Linked DNA regions of Homo sapiens: all the other regions are linked to region 1. A link is an interaction called in ENCODE POLR2A ChIA-PET data of the cell type or tissue named here. Cell type or tissue: MCF 10A. All regions are shown on one strand. Region 1 overlaps DST (dystonin). Region 2 overlaps DST (dystonin). Region 3 overlaps DST (dystonin). Region 4 overlaps DST (dystonin). Region 5 holds the start of DST-AS1 (DST antisense RNA 1).

The links. ChIA-PET counts read pairs that join two places held together with the same protein. Peaks named below come from ENCODE experiments on the same cell type or tissue, not always from the same donor. Only the 100,000 strongest peaks of a DNase experiment are listed, where the experiment ranks them.
Region 2: POLR2A ChIA-PET joins it to region 1 with 13 read pairs; 3 of 35 experiments call an interaction of 5 or more read pairs at or near these places.
Region 3: POLR2A ChIA-PET joins it to region 1 with 12 read pairs; 8 of 35 experiments call an interaction of 5 or more read pairs at or near these places.
Region 4: POLR2A ChIA-PET joins it to region 1 with 13 read pairs; 7 of 35 experiments call an interaction of 5 or more read pairs at or near these places.
Region 5: POLR2A ChIA-PET joins it to region 1 with 12 read pairs; 9 of 35 experiments call an interaction of 5 or more read pairs at or near these places.

Annotation. Positions count from the first base shown.
Region 1 is chr6:56,690,726-56,695,725 of GRCh38, reverse strand. All of the region lies in intron 9 of DST (dystonin), which reads left to right. Among named protein-coding and RNA genes, the nearest start is that of DST-AS1, 150 kb to the left of the region's middle. In MCF 10A, no CTCF peak of the experiment used is centred here; DNase peaks (open chromatin) are centred at 2,375 and 3,025.
Region 2 is chr6:56,610,832-56,615,831 of GRCh38, reverse strand. DST (dystonin) reads left to right here. Exons shown (of 104, transcript NM_001374736.1): 37 at 1,348-1,476; 38 at 4,236-4,324. Among named protein-coding and RNA genes, the nearest start is that of DST-AS1, 230 kb to the left of the region's middle. In MCF 10A, no CTCF peak of the experiment used is centred here; no DNase peak of the experiment used is centred here.
Region 3 is chr6:56,848,998-56,853,997 of GRCh38, reverse strand. It overlaps DST (dystonin), which reads left to right. Exons shown (of 104, transcript NM_001374736.1): 4 at 2,394-2,601. The region is part of intron 1 of DST-AS1 (DST antisense RNA 1); the gene reads right to left. Among named protein-coding and RNA genes, the nearest start is that of DST-AS1, 7.5 kb to the right of the region's middle. RefSeq lists a silencer at 1,913-2,207. In MCF 10A, a CTCF peak has its summit at 2,054; a DNase peak (open chromatin) is centred at 2,067.
Region 4 is chr6:56,746,906-56,751,905 of GRCh38, reverse strand. All of the region lies in intron 4 of DST (dystonin), which reads left to right. Among named protein-coding and RNA genes, the nearest start is that of DST-AS1, 95 kb to the left of the region's middle. RefSeq lists an enhancer at 1-20. In MCF 10A, no CTCF peak of the experiment used is centred here; DNase peaks (open chromatin) are centred at 2,155 and 4,975.
Region 5 is chr6:56,841,887-56,846,886 of GRCh38, reverse strand. All of the region lies in intron 4 of DST (dystonin), which reads left to right. It overlaps DST-AS1 (DST antisense RNA 1), which reads right to left and starts at 2,901. Exons shown (of 4, transcript NR_125866.1): 1 at 2,821-2,901. RefSeq lists silencers at 2,479-2,618, 2,959-3,158, 3,249-3,508 and enhancers at 2,592-3,459, 3,460-4,328. In MCF 10A, a CTCF peak has its summit at 2,575; DNase peaks (open chromatin) are centred at 2,596 and 3,776.

The sequences.
Region 1 (5,000 bases):
TAGCCACCACATGCTAGATCCAGAGATACTAAGGTAATGAAGTATATTGTTCTGTTTATTGGGAGAGTGTCCATGAAATTAACTATAACATAGGGTGATGAATATTATTGGTGATATAAATGAAAATAGAAATGTATGGGAAAGGAGCATTGTAGTGGGATCTGAATGGCTTTAGAGAATGTAGGAAATTTTCACAGATACTAGAGATAGGCTTTGAAAGATGAATGCCAGTAACCAGGCAGACTAAGTTGGGCCATTTCTGGGAGAGGTAGCAGTGTATATGGCCTAGAAATGGACAGCTGCTTAGTTTGGCAGGTGTATTAGTTCATTTTGTGTTGCTGTAAAGGCATACCTGAGGCTGAGTAGTTTATAAAGAACAGAAAAGAGGTTTATTTGGATCATCATGGTTCTGCAGGCTGTATAAGAGACATAGTCCTGGCATCTGCTTCTGGTAAGGTCTCAGAAAATTTTTCAGTCATGGTGGAAGGCAAAGGGGAAGCAGGATTGTCACATGGTAAGAGAGAGAGAGAAGGAGGAGGAGGGGTAGGAGGTACCAGGCTGTTTCAAACAACTAACTCTTTTTTTTTTTTTTTTTTTTTGAGAGGGAGTCTCGCTCTGTCGCCCAGACTGGAGTGCAGCGGTGCAATCTTGGCTCACTGCAACCTCCACCTCCTGGGTTCAAGTGACTCTCCTGTCTCAGCCTCCCAAGTAGCTGGGATTATGGGCACGCATCACCACATCTGGCTAATTTTTCTATTTTTATTAGAGGCAGGGTTTTACCATGTTGGCCAGGCTGGTCTTGAACTTCTGACCTCAGGTGATCCACCTGCCTCGGCCTCCCAAAGTGCTGGGATTACAGGCATGAACTGCCGTTGCTGGCCTCAAACAACTAACTCTTAAGTGGGTAAGAACTCATTACTGTGGGGATGGCCGAAAGCCGTTCATGAGGGAGCCGCCCCTGTGACCCAGACACCCCCCACTAGGCCCATCTCCAACATTGGGAGTCACATTTTCAACATGGAATTTGGAGGGGACAAATATCTAAACTTCATCAGCAGAGATGGAGGGAAGGATTGGGGGAGTGCAGATCACTGGTTGCCCCTCCATCATGTTAGTACAAATATCAGCCATTATACATTTATAGTCTCTTGAATAATGTACCACTCATTACCTTTGAATACACTGAAAATCAAGTTAAAAACAAAAAAAAATCTGGGACCTTATTTTTACCAGCTTCTCTTCTGGGATGTTCAGTTTTTGCTACCGGAGAATGTTTTTAAATGATTAAGGAAAATTTTACAATGCAGGATCTGTTATTGACAAACATCTACAGTATCATTGCTAACTTGACTAACTGAGTATTCTTACTTAGTAAAATATAATGAGTTCCATCTTTTGATCAGTCTAAAGACTACCTAGTGAAAGGCAATTATTAATTTTTTTAGTAGTGAAATGATTTGTACTTATGTGTAAATCCATTTCATGCTATTCTAATTTTTTTTTTTTTTTACCATATCTATGACTCAGTGTTAGAAATATGCACACCTTAGATAATCAAGTCTCATACTGATTCATTATTTTTCCAGCAAGGCCCTCATAAAAACTGTATAATATTTAACTAGGGTATGATTATAAAAGTTACATATAAAGTTTAACTACATATATATATATGTATATATATATATATGAATGCACATATATTTCCTTTTGCTAAATCTTTCATGCTTTAAATTATATAATTTATCTATTTGGTATCACATTAAAGTCCTAATAATTAGATAAGGTCATGGCTTGGAAATTTATATTATTTGAAAAGTATTATAAACTATTTTAAAAGATTGATTTTTTTTAGAAACAATTTTATTAGAGAATTATAAGCATTTAGCACTTATCTCTCCTGCTAGCTATTGAATCAGCTTATTATTTTTTATGACTTGTTTTGAATAAGAGTCTTAATAAAATTTACAGAGATCTTTGAGCTTTTGATGTGTTTGTGTGCAAGTACCAAAATTAGTTGGTATTTCTTAAGAAAAAAAAATATATGGTAGAGGGTAGAGAGTCTCTGAAATTCAATTTGAAAGGCACTTTGAATCCAAATTTGAAGGGCACTTTCCTAAATCTCTCCTGACTGGTGTTTGCTTTCTTTTTGCTCTCATTCGTTGAACCACCAAATAGTTTCAAAGGTTAAGTGCAAACTTCATTAGTGTATCTGCATTTCAGAAAACCGAAGGTTAAAAACAGTCATAATCTTCTCATACAGTGAAGCTAAGGGTTTGCCTTGAGAGCTCATCAGTGTTGTAATTTGACAGTGAGCAGTAATGTTTGTCTAAGAGGATTGGTGGCCAGAAATAAGCCACAGTGTCTAATGAGACACGGACCGGCTGGGCAGGATGCCACGGCATTTCTTGTGTGTGCCTTTCTCATAAGCAAAATGGCCTCAGACTGAAGAGGATGGTCATAAAGTCTGTGTGGAACAGATGTCAGAGTGGAATTTTCAGACTTAATGGAGAGGATCTAAGTAAGCTCTGGATTTTGAAATGAGTGAATCTATGGAGCTGTGATCTCCTACAAATCAAATGGGGAATGTCTGTGGATGTGTAAGAGCTGAGAAAGAAGAACAATATGTAGATCCTGCCAAAACTCCTTTGAACCCTGAAAAATACTCTCCTGGAAGAAAATATTTCAGAAGAAAACCGATCAAAAAAACTGGAGGTGACAAAGAGTCAGTTGGGGCAAACAATGAAAATGAAGGCAAGAAGAAGAGCAGCAGTCAGCCTTCAAAAGAACAGCCAGCTCCTTTATCCAGGGGACTGGTACAGCAGGAATCTGTTACCCTAAACTCTGCACTGGGAGATGGTATTCAGCAAAAGAAGACAGAAGTTGTAGCTGACAGCGTTAAACAGAAACTTCTGCCGAGTGCTGTAAGCAGTTGGTCTGACTGTGTGAACACTTCTCCTGCTAAAGACAGTGAAACAGAAGTAAAAGTTAGTGAACTGGATGAAAGGATTTCAGAAAAAGACAGCACTCCATATTGCGCAAAGAGGAAGAAACATTTAGATGATGTCAACACAAGCGAAATAACATTCCAGGAAAAAACTGATGTTTTTTCTTTCCGAAAGGCAGCCAGCTTAAGCTCTATTCCCTCGGGTATAGAAAGATCACTCGAAAAAAGTGGGTTTCCTGAAGACCCACCAAAAAGTTATAGCAGTATTCAAGAAAAGCAAAACACTGAGAGATTTTGCCCTCATGCAACACAGCATTTTCAGTTTAAAAAAAAGAGATGCCATTCCCTTTATACTAGTATGTCCTCTGTTTCTAAGGACACAGATGGAAATGAGGTAAGTGAAATGTGGAGTCTGAGTTCAAGTAAATAAGTGTTCCAGGTGCTCACATCAGACTGACATCTAATTTGTCTTTTATAAAGTTATTTTCATATTAGTGTATGTAAAAGCCATAGAGTTTCTGTTGCGTTTTGTTAGTAGCCTCAGGTTTGATTGTTATGATTTTATTTTTGTGCTGTGCACATTCTTTGACCACACTTTAATCTAAAAATCCTGTACATTTTCATTATTGGTGGAAGACTTTAAAAAGCACTACAGTAAGAGAGTGCATATCTTTTGAATTTTTCTGGTTCATGATTCTTGACTTTGCCTGTGGAATAGCCTGTGGAAGCTTAGTTGGACTGTAGGTAAAAGTTCAATTAGAAATAGTCATGAGAAGACAATAGCTTTGTAACAAATAATAGGATACTGTAAAATTATCAGTCAATACCGACTTGCTGATTCATGAGTTTGAAAAGCCAGATTCTGGTTCTCTGTTGATTTTCATGTGCAGAAACATTCACATAATTGCTGTCAATTCTGTGCATATGTTTTGAGGGCTAGGGTACATCTTTTCCTTTATGTTATTCCCCAGCCCCAGTCTAAAATCAGAAATTGTTAGGGTAGCATGCCATAGGAATTTGAAAATGACACAGACTACTAGGAAGTTGAGATCTTTATTCCTAACACTGATATTTAGCTTTAGACAAGTTACTTATCTGGGGTTTTTACTTGTCTTTAAAATATAATTAGATAGGTATTTATTTAATTGCTCAAAAAATGTATTATCCACATAACCTCTACATGTTACTACTCAGGAGTTGATGGCTTTTTCTTTAAGCTATTCCTAACTTTATCTTTTAATAAAAAATCTGAACATAAAGAATATTTGTGATGTTAAACATTCTTGGCAAGGTCATTGTATCAATGAGCAGAGATCATTTGCATAATGATAGAATGAGGTTTTATGAGGGTTAGTGTGCGCCATCATCACTGACCTTGGTTTCTGAGTTCTCCTGAAGGTGTCCTGTTTATATACACCGCTACACCTTGCCAATATTATGCCATCAGTTCTGTTTATATTTTACAGTGGTTATATTTTAAAAAGAAAGCATTCAGTCTGTGTCATTATCTATGTAGCTCTGTCATAAAGCCTAGTGCAAAAGAAAACTACTTGACTACTATATGTTTATGAATATAAGCACTTGGTTTAATTTCACATATGTTTTCCAGCATAATTTGGCTTCAAGTAAGCTGTACATTTTTGCATTAATGGAAATTTTTATAATCTGTTTCCTTAGTGGTACATTAGCCTTTCCTTCAATGGAAAATATATGTGGAAATAAGTCATAAACTGACCAGTCAGATTTGCGAAATAACTGTAATGCAATGTATATAAAGCCTGACGTCTTCTAGGTTAAAGCTGAATGGGTAGTCATTATATTATCTGAAGGGTTTGACATCTCATGTCCCTGTAGTTCAGATAAAGACTATTTATTTATTCTGTGGCACACAAAGAGTCCAAATCAAGAGTTTAGCTATTCCTCTTAGGACATTCTTCCTGTTACCTTGGAGGTGTTTGACTCTGTTTCTTAATTATCTTTGGTTGGAAACTTCCACAGAACTCTTTATCTTGCATTGGATTCTACATTTTTCATTGGAGAATTAGTTGCAAATGAG
Region 2 (5,000 bases), 80 kb after region 1:
ATTATAAATAAGGAAATGGGAATCCGATGTTTGGAATTTCAGTACTTGACAGGAGGGTTGATAGAGCCACAGGTTCACTCTCGGTTATCAATAGAAGAGGCTCTCCAAGTAGGTATTATAGATGTCCTCATTGCCACAAAACTCAAAGATCAAAAGTCATATGTCAGAAATATAATATGCCCTCAGACAAAAAGAAAGTTGACATATAAAGAAGCCTTAGAAAAAGCTGATTTTGATTTCCACACAGGACTTAAACTGTTAGAAGTATCTGAGCCCCTGATGACAGGAATTTCTAGCCTCTACTATTCTTCCTAATGGGACATGTTTAAATAACTGTGCAAGGGGTGATGCAGGCTGGTTCATGCCACTTTTTCAGAGTATGATGATATCGGCTACATATGCAGTCTGTGAATTATGTAACATACTCTATTTCTTGAGGGCTGCAAATTGCTAAGTGCTCAAAATAGAGTAAGTTTTAAATTGAAAATTACATAAGATTTAATGCCCTTCAAATGGTTTCATTTAGCCTTGAGAATGGTTTTTTGAAACTTGGCCACACTAAAATGTTTTTTTTTTTACGTAGAATGTGGGATAAACTTGATGAACTCCAAGTTCACAGTGTCATTTCTTCAGAACTCCCCTTCATTGAATAGTGATCATTTATTAAATGATAAATTGCACTCGCTGAAAGAGCACGTCATGAAGCACCATGGAATCAAAGAGAAAGATATAAATTCGTTCCCACAGCCTTCAAGCTGCAGTGTTTTAGATTGCTTCAAAAAATGAAAAAGTTTTGCCTTTTTCTGTATATAGTGACCTTCTTTGCATATTAAAATGTTTACCACAATGTCCCATTTCTAGTTAAGTCTTCGCACTTGAAAGCTAACATTATGAATATTATGTGTTGGAGGAGGGGAAGGATTTTCTTCATTCTGTGTATTTTCCTTACATGTACAGTAGACGTTCTCTATTCTATCAGCCTTCTATGGTACCTTTTTGTCAGGACAATTAGGATTGTAATGCTAATGCAAAGGCAGCAATTCAAAGATCTTCTAGTGCCTCATGAATAAAGTTGAGATTTAAAATTTGTAACATTGATGGAACAGCTGGGAGGTTAGACCAATCATTAAGGAATGTATGCCATAGCTTTCTTTGCTACCATAAACATTTTGGAGGTGCATCTGCTATGTGACATGGTAAATATGGTTAAGTGAATGAATAAAATGTTTTAGTAACCTGTGTGTGATGAAAAAAAATTTTTACATTCTTGTTTGCTATGGAGAGGTCAGTTTAATAGCTAAGTCATTTAATGCAGTGTATATTTTTCTTACCGCTCACAACTGTCAGAAGTCACTGGAAGAAGAAAAGAAAGAACATGTTGAAAAAGCCAAAGAATTGCAAAAATGGGTATCAAATATCAGCAAGACATTGAAAGATGCAGAGAAGGCTGGAAAACCTCCCTTCTCTAAGCAAAAGGTATTCACAGAAGTCCTGGTTTAATAATAATAATAATAGCAGGGACGTTAACTGAGTTGACACAGTTTACCTAGCACAATGTTTAATTTTTACCTTAATTTTCCCATTGTTATAGCCCAATATAATGCAAATCAGAAAGATTAAATAACTTGCCCAAAGAATCAAAGTTAGTGTGTGGCAGAAGAAGCTGTTTAATTCCAAAGCCTGAACGTTATATATTGTTCTTATTTTTAGTAAACGAATACAGTATGCTGCTTTTCCTAATAATTAGGTCTGCTTCCTGATTATTACAATAAGAATAGCTGAAGAGCAGAGTCATTCTGTTTTATGTCTAGAGTAGATCCATGCACTCCATGTCATAAAGATATGCCGTCTTATTCTTACAGATGTAAACATAAAAAGTTTCAAGAACAATGAAGATACAAACCAGGATATTAACATTCTTGATTATTGACTTTAGTTGTGCTTTTCTGGGTCTTTTCTATCTCATAAGGAAGTGTCTACAGTCAATCACTGGAAATTCTAGATACTATCCCTTATCCTAGTGAATTCTTTAGTCTTAACGGGCTATCTTCTGTATCCCAACTGCTTAGGATTAGTTGGATGGCCGCAGCTTGGGAGATGTCCTTGGACTGCACCACTTAAAGCTCTTAGGATGTTGGTAGTTGGGGTGTACATTTTAGTATTGCTGCCGCTGGTGATAGCAGTGGGATTGCTGCTGTATTAAAAAAATAAATTTCCGCTAAGATAAGAAGCGTTTTTCTCAAGGAATACTTTCCTACACTGCCCTCCTGCTCTTGTCTGACGTTTAGAAATTTCAAGGCTATCATCCAATCTTAATGTTTAGCTCCCACTTCTAGCTCTGCATCAGTACTCACTTGTCATCTATTAAAATAGACATTGTTGACATGACTAAATAGGGGAGAACACCAGTGCCTTGTCTTACTTGGCTGTGATATGAGGCAAGTGTTCCTTATTTGAGGTTCTTTCTTGGAGAAGTTTACAGACCAGAGTATATACTTGAAAAGTTGTTCAGTTGAAGTGAAGTATTCAGTCATAGTCTTACATACTATATATGTGGGATGTGGGAGATGTGGGAAAGCACTTGCATTTGGTGCTTTATACCAAAAAGCTTCAAGTAATTTTAATATATATATTTCATGTAAAATATCCTTCTCCCCCCTCATTAAATAGGAAGACAACTAAAATGGGGACATAAAGCTTAACAAAGATTCCTTGGGAGAGTTAGTTTCTTTTGAGAAATTTTGATTATAAACCCTTGGTATTTTTATATTCTGTAGTTTCATGTGTATATATATATATTTTTGAGACAGGGTCTTGCTCTGTCACCCAGGTTGGAGTGCAGTGGCATGATCACAGCTCACTGGAGCCGCAACCTCCCAAGCTCAAGTGATCCTCCTGCCTCAGCCTCCTGAGTAGCTGGACTGCAGACACATGCCACCACACCTGGCTAATTAAAAAAAATTTTTTTGTAGACATTCTTTAGTTTTAAATTCTCTAAAACATTACTAAGTCAGATTTAGACCTAGTACCCTAGATACATTCTTAATGCAGATAATGGCGTTAATTATAACTGTCTAAGAACAGCTGATGGTCGTTCTGTTAAAGGAAATTTTAGTTAATATAAGTATGTCCTTCAAAAATCAATGCAGCCTCATGATTATAGTCATGAAAAATAAACTTTAAATTGACTCTAAATAGACTTCATGGGGGAAAATATATCTTTTCATTGGCCCATTATTTCCTCTTATTTCTGCTAATTTAAAAGAATGGCAATTAATTTCTGAAATAAGGGATTTGGAAATGATACACTGAGGAATTAGGAGAAAGTGTGTGACCTCTTGCTTTTCCCCAAACAGATCAATTTTATTTCTCTGACAGATGACAGTCACAGATGACTTTTACAAAGTGGGTCTTAGCATTAGAAATTATTTGTTCTTTTTTTCAATAGTTAAAAAGTTTCTTTTAGATAGGATCTTACTCTGTCGCCCATGTGGGAGTGCAGTGGCACGACCTCAGCTCACTGTAACCTCCCTTTCCCACACTCAAGCAATTCTGTCTCAGCCTCCCGAGTAGCTTGGACTACAGGCATGAGCCACCAATACTTGGATACTTTTTGTATTTTTCATAGAGACAATATTTCACCATGTTGCTCAGGCTGGTCTCAAACGCCTGAGCTCAAAACAATCTGCCTGCTTTGGCCTCCCAAAGTGCTGGGATTACAGGCATGAGCCACTGCTCTCAGCTAGAAATTCTTTATTCTGGGTCTGCATACCTACAGATTATTACTTTCACCATAATTTTTTCAAAAGGAACATTGTGTCTAGGAGCTTGGCAGAAGGAAGATGCCCTTTGGAAGTAGTGTCCCACAGTCATGTGTCTTTTTGAGGACTGCAGTGCGCAAGGATGACACTGGGCCAGTGCTGAGTGCCCACCTGCGGGTGGAGGCCACCTTTATCCACGGCTGGACTAGGACAGATGCAGGAAACGTATAATGTATTATTTTCTCTTGAAAATGACGGCATTAAGGATAGAGAGAGGAGCTTTCCTTACGGATTCTAAATAAAATACTCTTATCTAGCTCTATAGACTGCTAATAACTGATAGGTTATTCACTTGGGTCACCCAGAAAATAGACTTGGGTCTTGACTAAAGCTTGATTAATTTCTTTTTTTTAAAAAAAATACTGTTTACTCCTTTTGGAGGAAGAGTTTGAATGTGCCTTCTTTACCTTACAGATTTCCAGTGAGGAAATATCAACCAAGAAGGAACAATTATCGGAAGCACTTCAAACTATACAGCTTTTTTTGGCAAAACATGGAGACAAGTATGTTGGTTGTAGTTAGCTCTTTTATTTTAAGTGGGGAAGTATTCTTAAAAGCTTTCAGCAAAACAGAGGTGGTAAATTTTAATTGCAATGTTAAATATGGGACTCAAACTAATCACAATTAATATAGTAATGTAAAGAGTATCAACTTAGTAATTTAATTGTCAATTTTAGTCTTTATTACAACTTTGAAATATTCTTATTATCCCCATGTATTACCGATAAGGAAACAGGCTCAGAGAGGTAAGAATTAATAGCAAGTGAGAGGTAGAGTGCAGACTCCGAGTCAAGTCTTAAATCTAAGTAGTACTCTGTGAGACTTATTCTTTGGAAAATATGTATAAATATGGTCTTCATTTTCTTAGCTGAGACCTATGGCAGCCTCGTTTCTCATATTTTGTCCCTACTTTTTGCAGCAAAGCACTTTATATATTTCAGTCAGTGTTTCACTCAGGGAAGGAATCCACCTTTTTCTTAAATTCTTTTTGGATGTCCTCCTAGGATTATTTCATAATGACTTTATAGTATACCTTAGCAAATTAGGTTAATCCCCTTATAAATTTCCTCTTTGTTTGTGCTTTAGTCTAAACAAGTTTCATCTTGAGAAATGGTACCTTATTGTCCCTTTTCCATGTTGGGATTAACAATGAGACCTTACCCTCTGTCAGATAGCAGC
Region 3 (5,000 bases), 160 kb before region 1:
CACTTGGATCATGTAGCCTGGGAGAGACTTTGCCACATATAAATATGTATGATTTCCCTCAGTTTGTGTGTGTGTGTGGGGTCCATATTTTCCTATGATATATTGTTGAAAGAAGTGTTGTTGATTGTCTTTTCCTCTTTTTCTCTCTTATCTGTTTACCAATGACACTACCAGATTAGAGGCTGCACCAGTCAACACCCATGGGTCCATGGGTGGTAACTGTTCCCATCTGGCTATGAGTGATTAATGGTGTTTATGTCGTGGCATAAATCACATTTCGTTGTTCAATCAGCTGAGACTCAGGCCATTAAAAAAATTTACTCTACAAAAATCAATAACCAGTGGTTTTTGGAAAGGAGCAGTTCTTTAACAGTTATTCTCCAAGTCTGTCTGTAAAGATAAATAATCAAATTACTATCCTCACTAAAATAGTACAGGTAACAAGAAATATAATCTCACAGATAAAGGATGACCTTAAATAAGGACAGATAGGAAGCCATTTTTAGGAAGATAGAAAGCAGCCAAAGAAACCCAATACCCTCTTAAAAGTCTTTAAGAATGTCACCCTTTTATGCAGAGCCAGCCAAAAACAAAATCTCAGAAAGCTCAAGATGGATTTTCAGAAAAGCATGGAAAATAAACTGGGTTGATAATAGCATGCTGTGACTGACCTAATGCCACTCACAACTCCCTATGGATTGTAGCTACAATACAGAAAATCAATTTTATTTACTTTTTGCCTCAAGTTTGCCTAATGCCTTATTGTCATTAGAAAAATATACAGACTGTAAATAAATAAATTAGCCAAGATGATGAAATTTTATGTAAAATAAAATGGAAGACAGCTTTTTTGGGGGGAAAGAATAGAGAGCTACGTCTTACATACCTCACTTTGTGGGAAATATTACGTGAACTTCTAAAATAATGGGGTTTACACCTACTATGTGCCCACAAAAAAGAAAAATAAATAAAATAAAATAATGGTGTTGACCATGCATAGCCACAGGCCTAAACAGATTGAGGTAAGGTTGGTAGTCCTGATGCAATTAGAGTTTATTTCACGTACCTAGGGTGAGTGTTTTGGGATGTGGCTCACACAGCCTGTTTGTGCTGCAGTTGCCACTGCTTTTGTGGGAAGCCCAGTGTTTTTGCTCAAATTGGAGCATGCCTCACTGATTTCTGCCTGTAACTTGCTTCTTAGGAATCCATGGCTGCAAGTTACATTTCAGGAATTCGAGTTATACCAGTTTTGCATCTTTACCATGAGTCTCAGCGAAGTAGAATTCTCAGTAGGAAAGTCAAGACTTCCTTTTGATATGTCGTTATGTTTATAATTTTGCAGCAGAGATAGTCAACATCCTTGTTTCCTTAGTAAGCCAGTGGCTCTGTAAATAATCACAAACACAACCCAACAAAGAAGGAAGGAATAACATCTTGTGCCTTTTCCCTCTATGGAAGATATTAACACTTTTATGCAAGACATGACCCTACAGATTTGCTCCAGCTAGATGAAGGGAGGACTAACCTTCAGGCAAAGTGCTTTGGCAAAAGCATCCTGTTTCTCATTTCACTGTGTAATGACCAGGAGCTGAGAAGAGCTCTGTTTCCTGTCACTGCGCAGCATCATTCTCATTTACATTATTGGCAGCTGTTACTTTGCTGGAAGTTTAAATTATCTTGAGAACTCTAAACCGAGTTCAGATGTTTGTTTATTGGTGCTGCCATAGGCTTCTGAAAACAGTCTTTTGTGTTCTCCCAGTCTTAAGAAAAGGCTCTTCTCAGAATCAGCCCTTCCTCCCTCCTTGCTCTTTTCTGGGAACCTGCTTCAGTCTCATGAAGAAAATTAAATAAAGAGGACAGGGGCTTAAAACTGGTCAGAACGGAGTCTCCAGTGGTGAGGTGACTTGAAGCGGAAAGGAGTTGGGACTCAACATCCTGCATTTGTGCTTTGTTTTCGAAACTTCGAGTTAGTTGCATTGATGAATTAAGCAGCAGGCTAGTAATGGAAAATATTTCTACTGTCCTGGTGGGGGAGCCAAATACTATAGGTTTGTAACAGGAAGGCTGTTGATTCTGGCTTCATTGTTGGGCCAGTCATTTGTGAGCTGGTGGCCGGACCACAGGCCACACACTTCTTCCGTGCAAATCTTCATGTATTGAAACTGCCTGTGTATTGTTTTTACGATTGGAGACTTGGCCAAGAAAAGATGGTGAGCTCCGGGTTTTATTTTTTTGGTTTCTGCATATTCCCTCAGCTCCGAGGATGGTGCAGGATATGCCAGACCCAGTTTGGGGGCAGGGAGGGCGGCGGTGGTTGGTGGGGGAGATGTTTAAATCATTGAGCATATGTGAGTATTTTGCTGTTAATGCTTTTTCTGTGTCATTCTCTGTAGAGTTCCGGGAACGCGTCCTATCGCTGCTCTATGTCTTCCTCTGCGGATTTTTCCGATGAGGATGATTTCAGCCAGAAATCTGGCTCCGCATCCCCAGCTCCGGGAGACACCTTACCCTGGAATTTGCCTAAACATGAGAGATCGAAAAGAAAGATTCAAGGGGGCTCAGTGCTGGACCCTGCCGAGAGGGCAGTGCTTCGGATAGCAGGTAAGAGCATCTGGGGAAGGGGATGGAGTGGGGGAAGAGAGTTGCGGAAATTCGCCCATCTACCTCCTGGGGGGCCATAGCGGGAGCTGATGCACTGGGCAGGAATCTGTGCTCAAGGTGGGGGAGGATGATGACCATGTTTACTTTATGCCTTGTTTTACCGATAGAGCCATTTGCCCTGCCTGCTGGTGACTAAGCTGTTTGGCCCTGCCTTCTGGTTGGACGAATCGATTCCTTTGAAATGCAAGGAAATATTTACAGACATTTGCACTAAACTTTCCTAATTACTGCATTAGTTACCATAACATTCTGAAAGTATTAGCTCCAGTGATTGCTAGTATATTTGCGGGAAGCTGGAAGTGAGCAGCCTTTATTTTCATTTTTGCCCAGGGGCACTGAGCTACGCAGATTGAGAAGATCCATGGTTTTTGGTACCCAGGATTGCAAAGCATATTCCAGCAACTTGGATGTTGTTTTTCTTTAAATGTAGCATCTCTGTCTGCATCATTGTATCCATAGCAGCTTTCTGTCCTTAGTGCTTTTGAGGGTTTGGCCATCACGCCTTCCTGATTAATTAATACATGAGATGTGCCAATGTTTCTGTTCTGTGTTACCCGGTGTTCCCTTGCATTGGCCCTAAAAGCTGAACCAGAAGTGATGGCTTGTTTTACCCAGCTGAAAGCTGAGAACACTGTGGAAATCAACCTTCCAACCCCTGCGTGGTTTGTGTGTATGTGTCCTGTGCATGAGAGGTGCTTCCAGGGGTGTTGTTCCTTTCTTCCCTCAATATTTTTTTTTTCTTTCTTTCTTGGAAATGGTAACAGGGCAGGATGGAATGTGTCCTTGGGGACTTTCTTGCAAAGGCAGAAGGCCAGGTGTTCTTTAAGTTTGTTTCTGCATCCAGTGGTTCAGGCTTCCTTTCCTTCCCTCTCTTCCACTCTTAACTCTGGGGGTCCCTTTCCACAGTTGTTTTTTTTTTTTTTTTTTGCCTCCTATACTGTATTGCAAAGTTGGTACTTTCTCTTCCTCCAAGGGGGCTGGAGGGGACCAGCCCAGATTCCGGCCATCAAGGCAGCTGAGAACCCCCTTTTTGTCCCCCCAGTGGGATTTTCTGATTACGGGAAAAACAAACAGTGCCTAGCCAGCCATTCTCTAGTCAGGGTTTCTGGGGCAACAGCCTTGAGCTTCTTCTGGCTTCCGCTGTGAGATGCTGGCTGGTCTCACCCAGGCCTTTGAAGAGCAAGGGGTGGAGTGAGAAAGGGGAGGTGGAGGGAGGATGGAGACTGAGAGTGAGCAGGGGTAGACTTGGAGAGTCAAGGCAGACCAGAAAATGTTTAGTCACTGAGGCCTGCCTCCTTGCCCTGTTGAGAACTTTCCCGCAGGTCTGAGGCTCCAGCGAAATGAATGCCTATACAGATGACACTGCCCATACCAGATGTTTGACTCAGCAGAAAGGGAAGATAGATGAAAGGAGGGTGTGAGTGAGAAGTTACTGGGGGCTGATGGCCCACTTAGGGCATCAAAATGGGATACCTGTTCTATGTATTTTTTGGAAGGTAGAAGGTGCTTCTGGGCTGAGAGTTTTGATAGTAGTGGCAGAGATGGATATTTTGCTTTCAGTAATGAAGGAGGGAGTTATGACAGAAAGACAGGGCAGGTGTTTGTTAGGGGGAATGAAATTAGATAAATTGGGAAAAACTCTACTGGGCAGGAAGTCATGAGAAATTGGTAGTACTAACCATCATTGTACACTGCAGGTGGGGAAGATATTGAAGAACTCTATGTTCTAATGGGATGCAGTGTACATGAAGGTGCTGATGCTATTAGTAGACTGTGGAGTCATTGATGCAGGGGCCATCGCTTGTTAATTGTAAAATGTTCACTGAGTTTGTAGGGATAGCTGTGAAGTTGGTGGCAGGTGATGCACTGGGGATCTCAAAATTCCATTCTTTAGAATTTACAGGCCAGGTGTCGTGGCTCATGCCTGTAATCCCAGCACTTTGGGAGGCCCCCGTGGGCGGATCATGAGGTCAAGAGATCGAGACCATCCTGGTCAATGTGGTGAAACCCCGTCTCTACTAAAAATACAAAAATTAGCTGGGCGTGGTGGCGTGTGCCTGTAGTCCCAGTTACTCTAGAGGCTGAGGCAGGAGAATTGCTTGAACCCAGGAGGCAGATGTTGCAGTGAGCTGAGATCTTGCCACTGCACTCCAGCCTGGCAACAGAGCAAGACTCTGTCTCAAAAAAAAAAAAAAAAAAAAATTGCATGAATTCTTCAAAAGCAGAAAAAAATAAAATGAAACAACAAACAGTAGGGAAGCATATGATTTAATTTAATTTAATTAATTTATTTATTTTGAGACAGATTCTCTCTCTGTCACCCAGACTGGAGTGCAGTG
Region 4 (5,000 bases), 56 kb before region 1:
GGTGTCAGGTGATGCCTGAAGTTTAAAATTCTATAATATCCCTATTCTACCCTCCTCTCTTCTCTTTTATTTTGGAATGATTTTGGCCTGGAGCAGATCCCTGAGTCATACCTGTGGCTTTAGGAGTCTTGAAATTACTTCATTATGGAAAAAAATTTTAGTTTCTAAGTTTAATTTCGTAGTTATACAGAAGCTGCTAAATGCTCACTTGGTCTGTAGGTAATGGGCCACATGGTGGTTCTCTATTCTCTGAGGGAACCCAGTGGCTTATTATCTCTTGGGAAAAATTCCATAGCATTTTAAATGGCTGCCTGAACCTGGGATTGCAGCTTTAACCCTGTATGTTCAAGCTGACACCAGCAGTAGTGTCACACATTTTAAAAAGTATTGTACAAATTGAGAGATTCTCAAAACCAAAATATCACAAGAATGCCTGCTGTAAAAAAATAATTGTTAAAAAATAGATATTCTTTGAAGAAAAATTGGAAGAAAAAAGATGAAAATAAAAATTACTGATTATCTTACCACCTACATTTAATTACTAATGTTATATTGGCATATCCCCTTATAATCTTTTTTCTTAGGCACTTCCAAGCATTTTTTCCCTATTGGTGACGTCTATTTAATCAATGCGTAATCTTTTTTTGTGGCTCTATGATAACTGACTTGATAATTTTTCTATTCTTGGATGTTTAGGATGTTTTTCTACTAGTAGCTAATAATAATAGCTAAAAAATATTGACTATTAACAGGCATGACTTGCATTTAATGTTAAAATAAATATTTTCTTGTTTTGATCTTCATCTGAAGTTTGGATTTTTTTTTAGATTCCAGAACCTGAAGCATTGGGGGTTAAGAGCATGGATTCTGGGGCCTTGAACAAATTACTTAACTTCTGAATGCCTCTTTTTAAAATCTGTAACAGAGGAACAATAACCATCTGCTGTTGTGAAAAATGTAAATGCTTGGGACAGGGCCTGGCATATAGTCAGTGCTATATAAATATGAGACATTGGCTTATAGAACACAAAACATTATGAACACTTTTAAAGCTTTTGCTCAGTATTGCCAAATTCTGGAAAGGTTATACCAGTGGAGTCTCCCATCAGTGCTATCTCAGGGTGATTGTTTTTACCACACAGAATTAGCTATTAGGAAAACTTCCTCAGTATGTGTCTGTTGCTATTGGCACATCATTCATTCTTTCTTCTTTACTAGCCCTGATTTTTGTTAGATAATTTATCTACTTCTTAATAAAAGTGTGGAAACAAAGAAAAATGCATTTCCTCTTCTTTTCTTTTGCATATTTTCTTTTTTTTGTCTTAGGGACTAGAAGGTGACTATGTTACTTTCTCATGAAGATAGATAGGAGGGACTGTGGAATTTGAAAGTTTGAGACCACTCTTCTCATAGTAGGCAATAAAGAAGCGTATATTATTTTTAAAATGTCTGTAAGGAGATCTCAGAAAGGTGTCCAGTTCTTCAAAGTTTGCCTTTGGTTTTCAGGACAAGCAAGTGGACAAGGCAAGAGTTCACTATAAAGTTAAGGTATGGTGCTTGCTTTGGCAGCACATATACTAAAATTGGAACGATACAGAAAGTTGAGGTATGGAGATGATCAACCCAAGGTGATATTCTCTAGTGGGTAAACTCTTCTCCTCTGACTCCAGTCAGAGCTACTTTATCTCTGTCTGTTTTACATGTTGTGTTTTGGGTATTGACTGGGAGAATGAGTCCTTAGCTAAAACAGGTTTGAAGATCTTTTTACCAAGAGGAATTAAGCCTCAGAGAGAAGTCTGCGGGCACCCCACACACTTAACATTTAATGTGTGCCTTTCCTTTTGCTCATCTGTACTCCTGGGTGTGGCTGCAGGGAGAGGGGTGCAGCGATGGTGGTGGTAGCGGCAGAGCCCTTCTGGGATGGTGTTGGGTTAGTGTGGTTGTGTTGAGTGTGGTTCCTAAAGCCCACTGGGGCATGCATGGTGATCCTGTAACTAAAGCAGTTGTCCATACCAGCTGTAAACTACAGTTAAATAAGCAACTTTAAGTGGGAGGCCATGTGATTATGAACAAACCCAGAATGAAAATTTTTTCCAGTGGTTCAGAGCAGTTGTCTTTGGTGTTCTCCACCCATTTATTCCTGCTGATGACTCACTCTGTGACTGGCCCTGTTCTATTATAGGAATGAAAAGCATTACACATGTGAATCATACCTGTAATTTCCATTGCCTTAAAAAATGTGGCCTCACAACCTGAAAAAATACTCTTAAACTCCCTGGTCAAATTAAAGAGACCACAGTGATATGAAAGTAGTTACTAAGAATTCTAGATCACTTTTTTTCATGAAAAATGGAACTTCTTATATGAATATTAGGCCGTGTATTAAGGTATATCTGATTTTATTCCTTAGGCCGTATTCATGGTACCAGTCCATACTTATCAAGAAAAACTGATTATGTTCAGGGTAAACGGAATTAGAGCATTCCACTGTGTAGTAACCTACAGTATCAGAGAAAGGCAAGAGCTCCCAAGCTCTTATTTTTTATTTTTTTGAGACACAGTCATACTCTGTCACCCAGGCTGGAGTGCAGTGGCCCAATCTCGTCTCACTGCAACCTCTGCCTCCCGGGTTAAAGCGATTCTCCTGCCTCAGCCTCCTGAGTACCTGGGACTGCAGGTGCACACCACCACGCCTGGCCAATTTTTTGTATTTTTAGTAGAGACGAGGTTTCACCATGTTGGCCAGCCTTAAACTCCTGACCTGAGGTGATCTGCCCGCCCAAAATGCTGGGATTACAGGCCTGAGCCACTGCGCCCGGCCCAAGCTCTTATTTTTGACCTTGTATTGATTTATACCATCACCTTGAGAAGAATGAAAATTTCTCTGTACCTTTTTCTAATTTACAATATAGGGGACTTTTATGCAGTTTATTTAGTGAACGGCTTGATCCTAAACAGCCAAGGACATTTTATTTTGGTTTTTCTTTTTCTGGAATTGATATAGTAAGAAATCACATCTGTTTATCTTATGTCCTGTCCTAGTTCCTTGATGTTGGAGACTGTATGGGTTTGATTCACCCTTACCTCTTAATTTTGTACAGTGGAAAAGGTATTAGAATATCCGGGCCAAATTCCAGCTCTGCTGTTTCCTTGCTTACAGAAATCTTGGGCTAGGTTATGTTCTTTGAAATTTATTTTTAAAAAATCAATAAGAAGAGGATGATGATCCATAAAGACAGTAGTAAGATTGTTGTGAGATGATGTGAAATTCTGTAGTGTATAGTGTTGTGATTTTGACGTTTATTGCATGTTCTGGATAAGAATTTGCTGATTTAATTGAAGTGTCTAGGAAGCCAGTGTATTTCTTGAGAGCCTACTACATAATCTTAATTATACTCTATTATCGTATTTAGTGCTTATAAGAATACTGTGTGAATAGGTGTCTAGTAATACCTATGATTCTGTTTTATAGATGAGAAAACTTGAGTTGCACAGAAGTTAAATCATTTTCCCAAGCTGAAATTGCTAGCCAGTTTTGATGCTAATATTTGAACCTAGGTTTATGTAGATTCCTTGCCTCCTACTGATTCCTAAATCTTGTTTTTTGTCCTTACCATAGCTGCCTACCAAAGCCTACCAAATACAATCTAGTGAAGCCATATACAGGGTATACAACCATATACAACCATAACCATATATGAAACCATATATAGGAATATATATTCTTTTATATTTTGAAGTCTAAAGGCACCTACTTATTTAATGAACTTATGTTGGTATATGTTGTCCAGGTAGGCTATTGGCTGGGACAGAAAATAGCATAAAGGTAAGAAGAAATAGGATTCTTTCAGAAACCAACAAGTCATAAAATTTCAAAGAAACTTGAAAAACTGTATTTATTCCTTATAATTTGTTGATTTTATTTTTATCTGAGTTACTGGAGGTCCTGCTTTAATAAATTTTGAAGGTATCTTGTATGAATTTGATTTTTAAAGTGAAAACTGTTCTGTTTATGTCCTTACATATATGTAGTGATTATAAAAGTTTTCAAAACTGAATACTTTAAAACACCAAATTACTTAAGGTCTTCATAATATAATGGATTTACCTTACATATAAATAATGTAGAAATGATGCTTATTGAATTTATTTTCATCGAGTTACATATCTCTGTGCTTTGGGGTATATTCTTATCTAGAGCTCTGAATCTAGAAAGAAAGGCTGATAGTGAAAACCTTTTAAAAAAGTCTAATTTCTTAAGGTTAGCATGTTACAGATTAAGAGTTGCAGAAGCTTTCTGTCCTTAAACAGTGACTCAGATCAGCAGAAGTTAGATTATATATAATACTTAAATGTTATAGCAGTATAACTATAATTAGGAATCTCTTTATATGTTTTTAGGATGCTCAGGTAGGAGAAGGTAGATTCTAGGAGTTTTATATTCAATTCTTAGCCAATTGTGAGAACAGATACCAGTAAATTCCTTGTCAGAGCAGAACCTGATCCCCTAGATCCCAGCCAACAATAAGATTGAACCTCAGCTGCTCAGCAACTGCACTTACAGGAAGGCAGGAGATCTGATGACTGGGAGAGCAGATAGTGGTAGAGGAGGAGATACACAAAAAAGCATTTGTATGGAGAGATTTATGGCATTTGTAGTTTACATCTCAGCTTACCTAGCACATTCTACCATTCTACTCTTGTCCTGTGTCTGGATTCATGACAAATGCTGACAAAACCATTTGTTTTGTTCTGTGGCAATTAAACTTTGAACAAGGAGACTCTTCACGCAGTATAATTTCTGACTATATTCTCAGTAACTGATTCTCCTTTCAGAGACCTCCTGTGCCTTCACTGTTTTGTATCTCAGACTGGGCAGCCATTCTCTGAAAAAGGTATCACCAGTTGCACCTTCACCTCTGCTCGCCAACTCTCACCCCTCCCCTGTCTTCTCCCCTTTGCCTTCCCTCCTGCAGCCATCAGCCTAAGAGCAAGTCCAG
Region 5 (5,000 bases), 150 kb before region 1:
GGACTAAAGGTGTGTGCCATCATGCCTGGCTAATTTTTGTATTTTTGTAGAGACAGGCTTCCACCATGTTGTGCAGGCTAGTTTCGAACTCCTGGGCTCAAGCAATCTGCCCACCTTGGCCTCCCAAAGTACTAGTATTACAGGCGTGAGCCACTGTGCCTGGCCCAACTTCACATTTTTAGTCTTTAGTGCTTTTGTATCTGTTGTGGTTTCATCATATTAAAATCTGAGACTATAGTATGTTTACTTCTTATCTCCTAGGGTCAATGTGAGAATAAAACAATGAAATATAAGGAAAGGGGCTTTTAAACACCCATTGTATAAATGCTTTTTACATATGAGCAATACAGATCTGCTGTTGTTAGCTACAGGATATTGTAAGTTGGGTTTTTCAGTCATAAACTACCTGTAAAGTTACATGGTTTGTCAGTGATAATGCTATTTTAAGAAAAGGATTTTTGTCCTATCCAAATTCTTCGAAGTTGGAATTGAAGGATCAAAGGAGAATCAGACTTTGAACTCAGGCAGACTTGGTTTTAATTCCTTCTCTGTCCATGACTAGTTGTGTTTACTTGGACAATTTACCAAACTTATCTTAGCCTCAGTTTCCTTATCAAAGGGTCATGGTTGTGGTGATTAAATATAATAGTGAATGCAAACAATTCTGCTACCTCCTTGGCACATCAAATGCTTTATAAATGATAGCTTACCCATGGCCAGATGTTCTTCTAAGCACTTAATATGGTATCCTATTTAGACCTCCCAAGAACCCCATGAAGTAGGTACTATGATTTTCTCCATTTTCAGTTCAGAATCTGCTGAGAAAGGAAGAAAAACTTTGCCAAGGTTGTAGTGTCAAGAAGTAGTAGAGCTAGGATCTGAATTCAGGCAGTCTTTACTCCAAAGTCCAAGCTATTTACTGCTACGCTTTTGCCTCTTCTCTATGGAATACACTATTATTATTAGCATATTGACCCAATGTTACCCTTCCAAGAATGCATGGGGTAAAGGCTGTTTTTAAAAACAATCCCAAATGTTGCTTCTGCTCATTTTGACTGGTTCCTTAAATGGATGATTAAAATTACTGTGTGCTGACTATATTCATAAAACTGGGTGCTACTGGGTGTCAGTCTCTGATGAAGGCTCAGACGTGCCTTCAATGACCTTACTCATTGTAAAGGAGACATTTTTGAGAGACCTATGTCTATACATGTGTGGTCTGTAAATGAATGACTTTCAGGGACTTAATTGCTAACCCTTTTATTTCAAGAAGGTGTCCCATATGATGCCTGGTTGTTACTTTATGAACTAATGTGCATACAAATGCATATCGAGCTGTAAGAAAACTCTAGTAACCTTAAAGACTTACTGGGACAGTGGTTCAAACTCAGATTATAAACCAGTGGTCAGGATAGAAAAAAGAGATGTGGTCTTGCTTTGTTTGGAGTAACAGAAGTAGGCCAATTGCTGAGGAGTGCTCCAGTTCTATCTCAAGTCAGTTTTTTTTTCCCACGAGTACACAATTTTTTCTTTCAAGAGGAACTCATCCCTATCTAAGCATTAATGGAAAATGGTCCATAGTTCACAACACCCAACGCTAACAAAGAAATAAAAAATCATGGAGGGCAAAAGGTCAGTATATGTGAAAGGAGGAAATAGGGAAGGAAGATTTAGACAAGACGTGAAGTTGACATAGGTCAGACTGTCAACAATCAGCTGATTTATCTAATAATAGCAGTAGCAATGAGGTATCATCCTGTCACTGTACTCCAGCCTGGATGACAGAGTGAGACCCCACCTCCTAAATAAAGTAGTAGGTGCAGCAGCTAATCCTTATATAACACCAGACATTATTCTAAACTTCATTTACTATACAACTTTATGAGTTAGGCACTACTATCGCTGTTTTACTGATGAAGAGAGTCTCAGAGAGGATAAGTAACTTGCCCATGTGACACAGTAAGGAGTGAAGATTCTATGTACAGCAGCCTGACTTCACTGTTTTTTTTTTTTTTGAGACGGAGTCTTGCTCTGTCGCCCAGGCTGGAATACGGTGGCGTGATCTCGGCTCACTGCAACCTCCACCTCCCGGGTTCAAGCAGTTCTCTGCCTCAACCTCCCGAGTAGCTGGGATTATAGGTACCCGCCACCACGCCCGGCTAAATTTTGTATTTTTAGTAGAGACGGGATTTCACCATTTTGGCCAGGCTGGTCTTGAACTCCTGACCTCGTGATCCACCCGCCTCGGCCTCCCAAAGTGCTGGGATTACAGGCGTGAGACACCGCGCCCGGCCAGTCATTACTCTTAAACACATCCATTTACATGCCTGGGTATCAGTTGGTTCCTCCAATGGACGCTTAAACTCACCCACTTTAGTATATGATACACATATATCTAATTTAAGGGAACTGTATCCATTTTACTCAGTTTAATGGATACTAGTACTATGTAGAATGAATAATAAGGAGAGAGCAGGAGGGAGGTGATAAATATGGGGCAGTTGTGAACCTATAGGCCCGCCGCGGAGCCCAGCAGCAGATGCGCCTGTGGGCTCTGGGGGGCAGAAGGGAGGGACCGCAGGCTGGTACTCGGCAGCCTCGCGGCGGCCGGGAGCTCAGGCGCAGGCGCGGCCCGGCTGTCAGGCGCTGATGCGCGGGGCCACCTGCAGAGGCCTCCTCACCCTGTCCCCGGGATGTCCCCTAGACGCGGACCCCCGTGCCCTCCTTGCCCTGTGCTGTCACAGAGTGACCTGAATCCTCCCACGCCAAAAAGATGGGTGGAAGAAAGTATTTCCAACCCTCCCCCCGATCATCCCTTACCCAGGGAGAGCCGCTGGCCCCTCAGCAGGGGGCTGCGCACAGCGGTGGAGCGATCTGCGGCTTTGTTTCTCAGGCACCTGTTGTGGATCCCAAATAGAAACGTCGCCCTTGGGGATCCGGGACCGGGCAGCCAGTGTCCGGGGGTGGGCGTGCTTGGCCGCACGGTCCACCAGGGTGGGCGGGCCTGGGGAGGGGGCCTGGGGCGCGTGGCTCTGCCTGGGAGGGAGGGGCCGAGAGGCGCCGGGGCCGGAGCTGAGCCAGCCGGGGCGCTGACCGCCGCGCTCGCCCCCTCCCTTCCGCCCTCCGCCCTCCACCCTCCACCCTCCACCCTCCACTCTCCACCCTCCACCCTCCACCCTCCTCCCTCCCTCTCTCCCCGGCGCGGGCGAGTGTCTGCGGCGCGGCGGCCAGGAAATGCCGCAGATGCGCCGCGCAGCATCCCCGGTGAAGGCAGCGCGCCGGTCCTCCCGCACCGCTGCCGCGGCCTCGGCCCGGCCCGAAGCACGCGCCTCGTGCAGGGCCAGCAGAGCGGTCAGCGCGGCCGCAGAGGGTCCGGGCGCCCGCCGGCCCCCGCCCGCCCTCGCCGCACGCCCCGCTCCTCCGCTTGGCGTGGCGCTGCTCGTCGCCGCCCCTGGGCTCGCTGAGATTTGCCGCTGCTGAAACCCGAGAGGGACTCGGGCTCCCGGAGCCGGGCGGCCCACCATCGGCCTGCCCGGAGGCCTGGGCGTTTCCTTTGCCGGCCCTGGCGCCGGCAGCCCCCTGCGCCCCCGCTCTGCGTCTTCGGCTTCCGTGCTTCTCCCCAGCGTGCTGCTCCTTCCTCTTTTCCAGTTCCCAAGGCTGTGTCTTGCTGACTGCGATACTGTCCGGGGGTTACGAGGGGGAGAGGGGAATTTGTCAGTCATCGCTTAGATAAACTTCGGCATGGCGGGTTACCTCTCCCCTGCTGCTTACCTGTACGTGGAGGAGCAGGAGTATCTCCAGGCCTACGAGGATGTCCTGGAGAGGTACAAAGGTATGTGGTCCCTGCCCTGGGGCTGCGGAGCTTGGCACTGATCAGAGAGGCAACCGCTGCCTTTCCTTAATCAGAGCCACCACTCCTTGGGCACGAGTAAACAGGTGTCTGGACCAGTCTTGGGAATGGACCAGGTCTTTTTGCACGGGATTTAGTACCCCCAGCGCAGGGAGGATGGTGGGGTGGGCGACAGTCCGGAGACGCCCTTAGATGAGCGGTAGAGAGGGGGGAAGGGGGTTGTTTCCAAGAAGCACATTGCGTTTTCTCTCCCTTGTAAAAGCTCTTAAGCACTACGCGTAATCATAATTCTTCCTGGGAGGGTGGATACCGATTATTCTCTATGGGATTACTAAGGCATTGCTGCTGCTGCTTGGCTAGGGTATTGGTTAGCCCTGTAGAAAAGGTTCAGCATCACTAGATCATTTTCCTTAAAATGATCTTTCTTATTTGATAAAGTTTGTGACTATATACTTACTCTGATATATTGTAAAAATTATTTTATAGCGTGATGGATAAAAGACTTTAGTGAGTTTGTTGTAAATTTAAATGTAAAGAATGTATTTTGAGATTTTTTTCTGCCCATCCTTTATGTTCAGGAAATTCTATGCCAATCTGATATTTATGTTTTAGTATAATGTTTACTTGGACTTCATAGTTGAATATAATGATGAAATACAAATTGCAGCTGTCCATTTTTTAAGTGTTTTTGTGTCTGGAAATGTATTTTTAAGTGTGTGTATACCATCTTTTTATTGTGGCTCCCAAAACACTCCGAACTCAAGAGCAGCTCACAGAGGTTTAAAGTATTTATAGTGAATAGTGACCCATTTCATAGGTAGGATTCAGATGGTTTTATATCTTTTGAATATTTGCTTTGGGTTTGGTAACTCAATGTCAGTAATTTCAGTGGTATTATATGGTTAATGATGCATGTAGTTTTTCTATTAGTAGAAAGTAGAAATAAAAAAAAATTGAACTAAACAATAAAATTCCAAAGCCCCAAAAAGCCCAAATACACTCACAATTGTTTTCTCTCTTTGTAGGATATGTTTTATAACCGAAATTCTTGCAATCCTTGTAGAATTTTGTAAACAGTACAATGAGAATTCCTTTGTGCCAAGACTCTTATTGTGTATAATACTGCCACTGAGCAAGTGCAGTGATATTT